Linked DNA regions of Homo sapiens: region 1 is linked to region 2. Evidence: read pairs that join two places in POLR2A ChIA-PET (ENCODE). Cell type or tissue: PC-9. All regions are shown on one strand.

Region 1 (5,000 bases), 410 kb before region 2:
CAAGCAGAAAGCAGAATGACCTTAAGGGGTGTGTTGAAAATGATCCCTGTATTAGGAGTTAGGTTGGGCTAGAACCTTTCCAAATATTCAGTCTATGTGAGAGTTTCTCGTGATTTTGGTTAATAATCTCATCTTGGTTCAAAGTCTTGCCAAAATTCAACTGGTGGAGAAGTTAACCTAAATAGTTCTAATCCAAATAAATAGTTGCCTGTCTGGAAATTATTTCAATCTCACTTTTAAAAACATTTCATTTGCCCACCCTAAGGTATAACTGACATACAGTAAAATGCACAGACCCTAAGTGAATATTCTCATGAGTTTTTGAAAAATATATAGATCCATGTAACCAACACCCTAACCATATAAAGAACATTCCATCATAGTTCCCTGGTGTCCCTTTCCACTCAATTGCTCCCCTACCACTTTCTATTACCAAACAGTTTTGTCCATTTTTGAAGTTCATACAGGTTAGTCTCTGTCTTTTTAATGCTTGTGTAGTATTCATGTCCCCTACTGGACATACAGGTTATATCCAACAACACACATACACACGCAAGCGCACACATACATATTTGGGCTTACTTTTTGTAATAATCTGTGAGATCTTTTTTCACATTAGTGAATATTAATCCCTTGGTTGGCTGCATTTTGTTAGTACTTTTTCTCACTGTCAAATCCTCTTCATTGTTCCAAAATAGTATATCAGTTATTTGTACATTCAAAATGTTATGGTATTTAAATTGGAATAAACAAAATTATGGGTAACTTTTTTCTCACAAATCTGTTGCCTTAATCTTTTTAAATTATCATGTGCTTCCTTGTATAATCCAAAAGTGTTTCAATTTTGAAAAACATGAAGAATGATAGCCATAGCACTAGTACTAAACATTTTAAAACAATTTCTGAATTACAGAATCATAAGGAGTCTAAGATGACCATCTTTGAGAAGGAAAACTTTATTGGACGCCAGTGGGAGATCTCTGACGACTACCCCTCCTTGCAAGCCATGGGCTGGTTCAACAACGAAGTCGGCTCCATGAAGATACAAAGTGGGGCGTAAGTACAAAAACAGGGTTGGAATATACTTCAAAGTAACTCCTGAGGTTGCATCAATAGTTATGTTTTAATCAGATTTCATACGTATCGGTATAGATGTCACATTCTAGTTCTACATAATTTTGAATCTCAATTTCTTTATACCAACTACCACTTTAGGTTGCAGATTTATCTCCCCCAGACATGCCTCTATGGAAGAATTTACGTTGACTACTTATACCTGTTTTGATGATTAAGGCTAATTAACTAGCTATAGCCATATTATGCTTACAAATAGTGCCTGACACATTTAGGATGGCTATTTTTTCTAAGCCTAAAAGCATCTCATACCATTGTGTTGAGTAAAGAGGCTCAGGTTTTGGGGTATTAACCAGATTCCTAATTAGTTTTAATAATGAAATGTACTTTGAATTTCCTAGCTGGGTTTGCTACCAATATCCTGGATATCGTGGGTATCAGTATATCTTGGAATGTGACCATCATGGAGGAGACTATAAACATTGGAGAGAGTGGGGCTCTCATGCCCAGACTTCGCAGATCCAATCGATTCGCCGAATCCAACAGTAGCTGATTAAAAGCTCCAAGTACGATAATTCCTCAAGCATGAGACCTTGCTAAGCACTCTAGAATAAGTTTTATGTTCTGCTCACAGACATTGCTTTCAAATGTTAGCTGCTGAAATCCACAATAAACGTCATTTAAAAAAAAAAAACTTTGTAGACTGAATTAACTACCATGCTTCACATAAATCACACCTAAGTGGATGAGAATTTTTTTTTTTTTTTTAGTTATTTTGCTCTTGTTGCTCAGGCTGGAGTGTAATGGCGCTATCTTGGTTCACCACAACCTTCGCCTCCCGGGTTCAAGTGATTCTCTGCCTCAGCCTCCCGAGTAGCTGGGATTACAGGCATGCACCACCACACCTGGCTAATTTTGTATTTTTAGTAGAGACGGGGTTTCTCCATGTTGGTCAGGCTGGTCTCGAACTCCCGACCTTAGGTGATCTGCCCGCCTCGGCCTCCCGAAGTGCGGGATTACCGGCGTGAGCCACCACGCCCGGCCTGTGGATGAGAATTTTTGTTGTTGTTGAGACAGGGTCTCACTGTCACCCAGGCTGAAGTGCAGTGGTGCGATCTGGCTTACTGCAGCGTCATTCTCCTGGGCTCAAGTGATCCTGCCTCAGCCTCCTGAGTAGTTGGGACTACAGGTGCCTGCCACTATGCCTGGCTAATTTTTGTACTTTTTGTAGAGATGAGGTCTCACTATGTTGCCCAGGCTGGTCTCGAATTCTTGGGCTCAAGTGATCCACCCACTGTGGCTTCCCAAAGTGCTGGGATTACAGGTGTTGAGCCACTGCGCCTGTCTGGATGAGAATTTTTTAAGTCAAGCTTCCATAAAACTCCACATTCTCTTTTGTGTCCTTGCAAGTCACTCACCAGGCCAAGGACAATTATTCCTTATCTCAAAGAACAATAAAGCATATGACCTAAATGTTATCAATCTCTATAGCGACTGACACTTTTGGTAAATGTTTTTATGTCCTTTCCTCCCGTCTCCTGCTCTTTCTAATAATGTTGAAGTTGGCATTGATTTTCCTTTCACCTTGTGACAAATCAGTACTAAAGAAACAGGAAGTTTCTCCAGTGTGTACTGCCACATATTTCAACATAAAGTTATGAATAAATCCAGAATCTTGGCAACTTAACATTCTAGTTGCTCAACTGCTTAGCTCAATTTTGATTTATTTCAATTGGAAGGGCATAAGGCTTAATGTCCTGCAAAAAGGCAGGATAGCTCTGGATTTTTCAATAAGCAAGCTAATTCTAAGCACTGTAAAAACCTGTATGATTAAAAAATTTTTTTAAAATCATAGGACCATAGTATACTGAAGACTTAAATTCTTCACATATTTGACCCTTTGGAAAAAAATCATTATCAATGTCACAAACTTAGTTTTCGGTTTGTTTTTCTTTTTACTTTTTATCAGCTGAATTTAAGATTAGTCAGTAAAGACTTTTTAAAAAATTAAAGCACACAAAAGATAACAAACACCTCAGAAACTTTAAAATTTTTTATTCAACAATGTACACTTATTGTCTCTCAATTTGATCTACAAATTTCTCAAGTTTTTTTTCTGATAAAATAAGTAAATCTGGGTATGGTTGTAGAGTGTTTGTAATTTATATTTTTAAAACACTGAACATGATGAAGACATCAATAAAGGAAGATCATCACGTAAATGACACTTCCTCAGAATCCATGACATCAGAAACAGCTATAGCAAATACCTAAGCATTTAGCAAAAGGGAAAATTTCTGGTGACTGTTCTTATATGTAGAAAAGACCTATATTTTTGACTGGGCAAAACAAACATTGAAACTTTTTTTTGAGCGGGGGGAACATCCTTTAACATAACTGTACTCCACTTATTATCCATTCCCCCAGATTAAGAGGTAACTCAGCTCCTTAGTGCCTCTGCACGAGACAGAGAAATTACTTCACTCCTCCAGTAGGTTCTAAGACTGAACATAAGTGAACTACTGACAGATGCGGAAGAGGAACCATAGCCATCTAAAATGATGCTTGCTACACTCCTGCATTTCTGCCTTTTAAGGCCATGCAATTAATATGGGTCACCTTTTAAGTCTTAACTGGATAACTTAGTTTTTAACTGCCACTATCAATGAAGATACATATAGAAGGGTTTTGCTGTGTCCTCAAAGGCAACAATATACTTGATGAAGAAGTAACCCTCTTCTGTATATTGAAAAAGCTATAAAATGGAAATATTTATTTTTTATGTAGGAGCATGGGGAAAATGCTATCAGTAATATCTTCTACTTAAACATATTAGCCTCTCCTACAAAGGTCCTGAACCAATTAAAAAAAAAAAAACTTTAAAAAAGATGATTTGACAAAACCTGGGTAGTAGTACATCTACACATTATAAGTACACATACACAAAGTAAAGCTATTTAGTACATACAGATTGCAGCACTTGAACCAAATGTACCCAACTCCTAAACTTGTTCTAATCAGCTTGGGCAATTTTTTAAAAGATACACGTTATCTTTAAAACAACCAGTGCTTTGATCTTACAAACAACTGAATAATTCTAATCTCAAGCCAGTCAATTCAGTAAACCAAATTTATGCTAAAGCAATAAAGGTAAAAGCCTATCCTACCTTTAAACCAGCTTTAAGACAAAAAATCGTCACCAAGTTCCATATGACAAAAAAGGGTCTTTCAGTTTGAATTACTTTCCATTTCTATTTGATCAAATAAACCAAAATATTACTAAGGAAGAGCATCCAATGATTTGTAAAGCTGATAAAACTGCCCTGTTTCAAGAAAAGCTCTTTAATAGATACAAGTCAAGCTCTCGTTTAAATTGAACTTTATTAAAATAGGTGCCAGTTTTCCTCTCTCCTAGTTCCACTGATGAGCTAGCCCAGAACTATGTAACTTTGAGCCAAGTTTCCAAAGATGGTAAAGCTAACAACAGCAAAGTAGTAAGGACAAATCGGTCACTTTTGGTAATGACACACAAATTAAACTTTCAAAACATGTGCATAGCTTTATTCATCTACTTAGATCTAACCTTTTCACGGAGCTTCGGCAAAATTCGAGTGTGCAAAATGCATTTCTAAAACGTAATGCAAGCAAAGCTTTCACATTTACACTGGCAGGAAATACAGAGAGAAACTAACAAGTCACATTAGGGAAAATTCAGATCTTTTTTTTTTTTAATGACAAGAATTGCACAGTTTATTATTTTGAGACAATTGTTGCAGACATAAATATTTAAAATTTTCTAAGCAAGGTGCTTTTAACAAAATTTTTAAAGTTGGAAAGAGCTGATAACTTGGATCATAGCTCACACAGAATTCCAAATTAAAGTGGACTCCATTATCTCCCTATATTTTGCAAACAATGCTTTGTAT
Region 2 (5,000 bases):
AAAATCAACACCACCACTTGCAGCTAGAATGCCTCTTTTTCCGTGTCAACTGCTAGGAAAGCCAGCAGGGCAAAGACTCAATGGAGAAGAGATAGGGAGTTGGACATAGGATATGGCAGTGTAAACAAAGGGAGGAAGCCACCAAGGAACAAGTATAATAAGATGTTTAGACAACCTGTTCATGCATTTACTTTGTTAAGTAGGATTTAAATTACAGAGATCCTCAATTTTGAAGTTTTTTTTCCCCCAAATAAATATTCACAATAGAAAGAAAATGTCCATTTTCTAGAATACAGAATTATACCTGAAGCTGAAGAGATTTTCCTTTGTTCAAAAATATGTACATATATACACAATGCTGATGTGCAAAACAAGTACACAGATGTGTATTTAAAAAGTAAAAACTTCTATGTGATACTCTAATAGTGAATACAGACAACAAATTTGTCCAAATCCATATAACGTACAACACCAAGAGTGAACCCTATTGTAAACTATGGACTTTAGTTTACAATGATGTGCCAATGTAGAATAATGTGCTGTAACAAATGTTACACTCATTTGTTACACTCCACTCTGGTGGAGGATGTTGACAATGGGGGAAACTATGCATGTGTTGGGATAAGTTGTATATGGGAAATCTCTATACCTTTTGCTCAATTTTGCTGTGAACCTAAAACTACTCTTTAAAAAAATAAAGACAATGTATCATATCTGTGTGTGTATACACAAAAATATATATGTACATCTATAAATAAAAGTAAAAAAGATTGGGGCTGGGCGCGATGGCTCATGCCTGTAATCCCGGCACTTTGGGAGGCTGAGGCGGGAGGATCAGGAGTTCAAGGCCAGTCTGGCCGACATAATGAAATCCCGTCTCTACTAAAAACACAAAAAATTAGCCAGGCGTGGTAGTGTGTGCCTTTAATCCCAGCTACTTGGGAGGCTGAGGCAGGTGAATCGTGTGAACCTGGGAGGTGGAGGTTGCAGTGAGCTGAGATCATGCCATTGCACTCCAGCCTGGGCGACAGAGCGAGACTCCGTCTCCAAAAAAAAAAAAAAAAGATTGGAAGGCAATATTATATAATAAAAGATGATGGTGATTATCAGTCTTGATGATTAAATAAATATGATAATCTGTTGTCTTCTAAAATTTTTAAAAATGAACATGGATTATCATTATTTTTAGACAGGCTCTCTCTTTGTTGCTCAGGGTGGAGTGCAGTGGCATGATCATGGCTCACCGCAGCCTCAAACTCCCAGGCTCAGGTGATTCTCCTGCTTTGGCCACCCCAAGTGCTGGGATTATAGGTGTGAGCCACCACACCTGGCCAGAATTATTTTTTTAATAAGAAAAAAACTCAAGACAGAAGATTATACCTGACAATAATGAAATCATGGTATTAATCTACTGGCACAAATGCTCAAATGCATTTGTAGTTGATTAGAGAAATGTAATTTTGGGGAAATTAGATTGTTTTTTCTGCTTACAATACTATTAAAATTTGCTTGCATGGCCTAAAATATACCATTTGAGGAGTAGTTCTTGAGTGGGTGGCACCAGAGACACAGGGAAGCATGCATGAAATAAAACAGGTTGATCAGTCAGAATCTGACTGTATTTCATATTTATCATGTCTATATTCTTTTACGTGTTAAAAGTCAAGCTCAATGGGAAACTTGACTTTCAAGTTTGCAGCTTCAGTCACATGAGCTCCTTTTGACTACAGATATTTGTCCTTCATAAAAATTAGTCTCAGGGAAACAGTTGGGAGGGCCCCATAGAACGAGTGACTCACAAGTTTTCTATAGATAACACAAAGATTCTTTCCAATAATACAAGAGCAGGATATATCTGAATCCTTGTGGAAGTATATGTAAGAGACAACAAAGCCAGGTGTCTTGCAAATGGAAAAGCCAATGACAGTTTTGCAGTATGATCTACAACCAGAAATGCCAACACATACTGGTCAGTTAAAGTAATGGAAAAGAAGTCCCCCTCCCAACTCACAGCTTTTCATGAGTAATTTCATAGCTAATATACCACTATGAATCACTCTAGACACATATATCCTAGAGTGTCAACAAGTTATTTCAGGGCACAAGCCTTCAAAGGCATAGTCTGAGTGCCTCATGAAATAAACTCTTGAATATTCAGAGTGAGGTGGATCCAGTTTAGTCAGTTCCTGAGCATTTATTCTCCTTCTCTTCTGTTTCCCAGCTTCTAATCATTTCACAGTTCATAAACGTCCTCAAGAAGAGAAAGGAAGTGAAATTCAAACCAACTGATTTACTTCCTTGTAAGCATTTTTGGTGAAAGTGTGTGGGAAGTGGACACAAAATGAGGTTTTGGCATTCTCCATTGATTTTAATTATTCTTGTTAACTTTGTTCCCACTAAATGTACAGATAAGAACTAAAACTCTAACACTTGAGAGAAAAATAGACTTTAGAAGCTTTCAAAATCTACCTGTCAGAGAGGTCTCCTTGGGCTAATTACAAAAGGTCACTAAATGTTCAGGAACCATGAAGAACAATTTTTAGTCACCAATTTTTTGGTAATCATAAAAGTAGGGACTCAAAGTGTAGCTACAAGGTTTCATATGTTTGAAAGTCCAGTAGTCTCTTGTCTCTCAGTTATATAGTAGCTCCCACCAGCTCTGCTCAGATATATCAGAACTTAGACACATTTGGCAGATTTGAGAGTGATCTTAAAGGATCATCCTATTTGGGGCCAGGCGCGATGGCTCATGCCGGTAATTTGGGGCCAGGTGCGATGGCTCATGCCTGTAATCCCAGCACTTTGGGAAGGACTAGGTGAGTGGATTGCTTGAGCTCAGGAGTTCGAGACCACCCTGGGAAACATGGTAAAACCCCATCTCCACAAAAAATACAAAAATTAGCTGGGGGCTGGTGGCACACGCTTGTGGTCCCAGCTACTCAGGAGGCTGAGAAGGGAGAATCACTTGAGCCTGCGAGGCTGAGGTTGCACTGAGCTGAGACTGTGCTACTACACTCCAGGCTGGGCAACAGAGCGAGACCCTGTTTCAAAAATAAAAATAAAATTAAAAATGAGGGCCAGGCATGGTGGCTCATGCTTATAATCCCAGCACTTTGAGAGGCCAAGGCGGGCAGATCACCTGAGGTCAGGAGTTCAAGACCAACGTGGCCAAGATGGCAAAACCCCGTCTCTACTAAAAATACAAAAATTAGCTGGGTGTGGTGGTATGCACCTGTAGTCCCAGCTACTCGGGAGGCTGAGGCAGGAGAATTGCTTGAACCCGCGAGGCAGAGATTGTAGTGAGACGAGATCGTGCCACCGCACTCCAGCCTGGGCGACAGAGCGAGACTGTCACACACACGCACACACACACTAAAAGTAATAAAATAATTAGGAAGTGATGAGGTTTGAGTACTTATCACTTTTGTCTTTAAAGTAAGTTACATTTTATTTATGTATAATAAAATTTAATAATTACCCCTGCCCATGAGTCCATATGGGCTAGCGTTAGCACACCACTTAAAGTGGCTTTAAAACTTACCAGGAACACATGCTCAAATATCTGTGTAGGGCTATCCATTTGACCAAGGATCACTATCATTTCATTGTCTATAAATTCCTTGAATTCCCGCAAGTTGCACACCATTTGCATTTCCAACTCTGTTCTTATCTGAAACAAAGATGATATATTGGACCCATCTCTTAAAGTCCCTCTGTACTTTCAACCATGCACTATTTCCAGCCCCACACCTACTGTTATCCCACTGCTAGCCTTGGAACAAACAAGGACTCAAGGTCTCTTACCTCTTTGGATGTAATATTCTCCAAATCCTTCTGCATCATGATCTCCCTTAATTTGGTTTTAATTAGCCTTTCTGTTCGTTCACGTTCAGTAGGTCTGAGAAGAGAGAAATAACGATTATTCTTAAACGATATTCTTAATAACGATTATTCTTAAATGGGAAAGAAAGAAGAATGATCCTGTCTTCTTCAATAAGGCAAATCCTTTTCCAAAATCGGTTCTAGAGATCAACAACTTAGAGCGTGGGTCCCCAGTGAGTACCGGTCAGTGGCCTGTTAGAAGCCGGGCAGCAGAACAGGAGGTGAGCAGCGGGCAAGCATTACTGCCTGAACTCCGCCTCCTGTCAGATCAGTGGCAGCATTAGATTCTCATAGGAGCGCAAACCCTATTGTGAACTGCACATGTGAGGGATCAAGGTTGTGTGCTCCTTATGAGAAGCTAACTAACGCCTGATGATCTGAGGTGAAACAGTTTCATCATGAAACCATCCCCACTCCACTGCTCCGTCTGTGGAAACTGGTCTCTGGTGCCAAAAAGGCTGGGGACTGCTGACTTAAGAGCCCTTCCATCCAGAATGCTTTCCTTTTAATGACAACTCTCACAATATCTCTGTGAAACACTTATCCTTTTCTATAGGGAGAGGAAACAAACAACTGAAAAGCTAAATGACATGCTGATAACCATGCTGGGGCAGGAGAACTACAACGCTCAGCCTAGCCTAATGCTCTACCTGAAGGATTATGTCACTTCCTTTAGTCTTCTGACTCTCTTAAAAATAAAATCACCCTTGGAACTTTAATATGAAATCAAACTAGGTAGCTGACTCTCCAATTATTAGAAAGGTAGTGGTTCAATGTAACTGGATACTCCTCCTCTAAAGCATTATTTCAGATTATGCAGAATTTGAATGAGGTTGACAGAGAGTACTTTGTTTCATCTCCTCCCCAACTCCCACCACCTACTCAAGAAAGGTATCTGGCTCTGCACCTCCTTATTTGGAGATGAAAATGGACTAAGCTTTCAGGCATCCTGCCTGCCCTTGCTGCCTACAGCCTTATCACTGGTTGCAAAAATAGCTTTGGTAATCTCCAAAGATGGATGCTCCAACCCCACAACCTTGGGGCTTCCCACCACTTGGACTCTTAATTTCTCATGAACCCTACAGAATACAGCTAATACCTGAGCTGTTTCTCTTCAA

Evidence for each region. Peaks named below come from ENCODE experiments on the same cell type or tissue, not always from the same donor. Only the 100,000 strongest peaks of a DNase experiment are listed, where the experiment ranks them.
Region 1: POLR2A ChIA-PET joins it to region 2 with 7 read pairs; 1 of 35 experiments calls an interaction of 5 or more read pairs at or near these places.

What each region holds. Positions count from the first base shown.
Region 1 is chr17:29,252,727-29,257,726 of GRCh38, forward strand. CRYBA1 (crystallin beta A1) reads left to right here. Exons shown (of 6, transcript NM_005208.5): 5 at 914-1,056; 6 at 1,476-1,768. The coding sequence ends at 1,623. NUFIP2 (nuclear FMR1 interacting protein 2) reads right to left here. Exons shown (of 4, transcript NM_020772.3): 4 at 3,113-5,000. Among named protein-coding and RNA genes, the nearest start is that of CRYBA1, 8.4 kb to the left of the region's middle. In PC-9, no CTCF peak of the experiment used is centred here; no DNase peak of the experiment used is centred here; H3K27ac peaks cover 1,980 bases.
Region 2 is chr17:29,663,326-29,668,325 of GRCh38, forward strand. It overlaps SSH2 (slingshot protein phosphatase 2), which reads right to left. Exons shown (of 16, transcript NM_001282129.2): 10 at 3,805-3,898; 11 at 3,542-3,670. Among named protein-coding and RNA genes, the nearest start is that of SSH2-AS1, 26 kb to the left of the region's middle. RefSeq lists enhancers at 1-200, 4,359-5,000 and a silencer at 1-200. In PC-9, no CTCF peak of the experiment used is centred here; DNase peaks (open chromatin) are centred at 1,796 and 2,156; H3K4me3 peaks cover 1,639 bases; H3K27ac peaks cover 4,078 bases.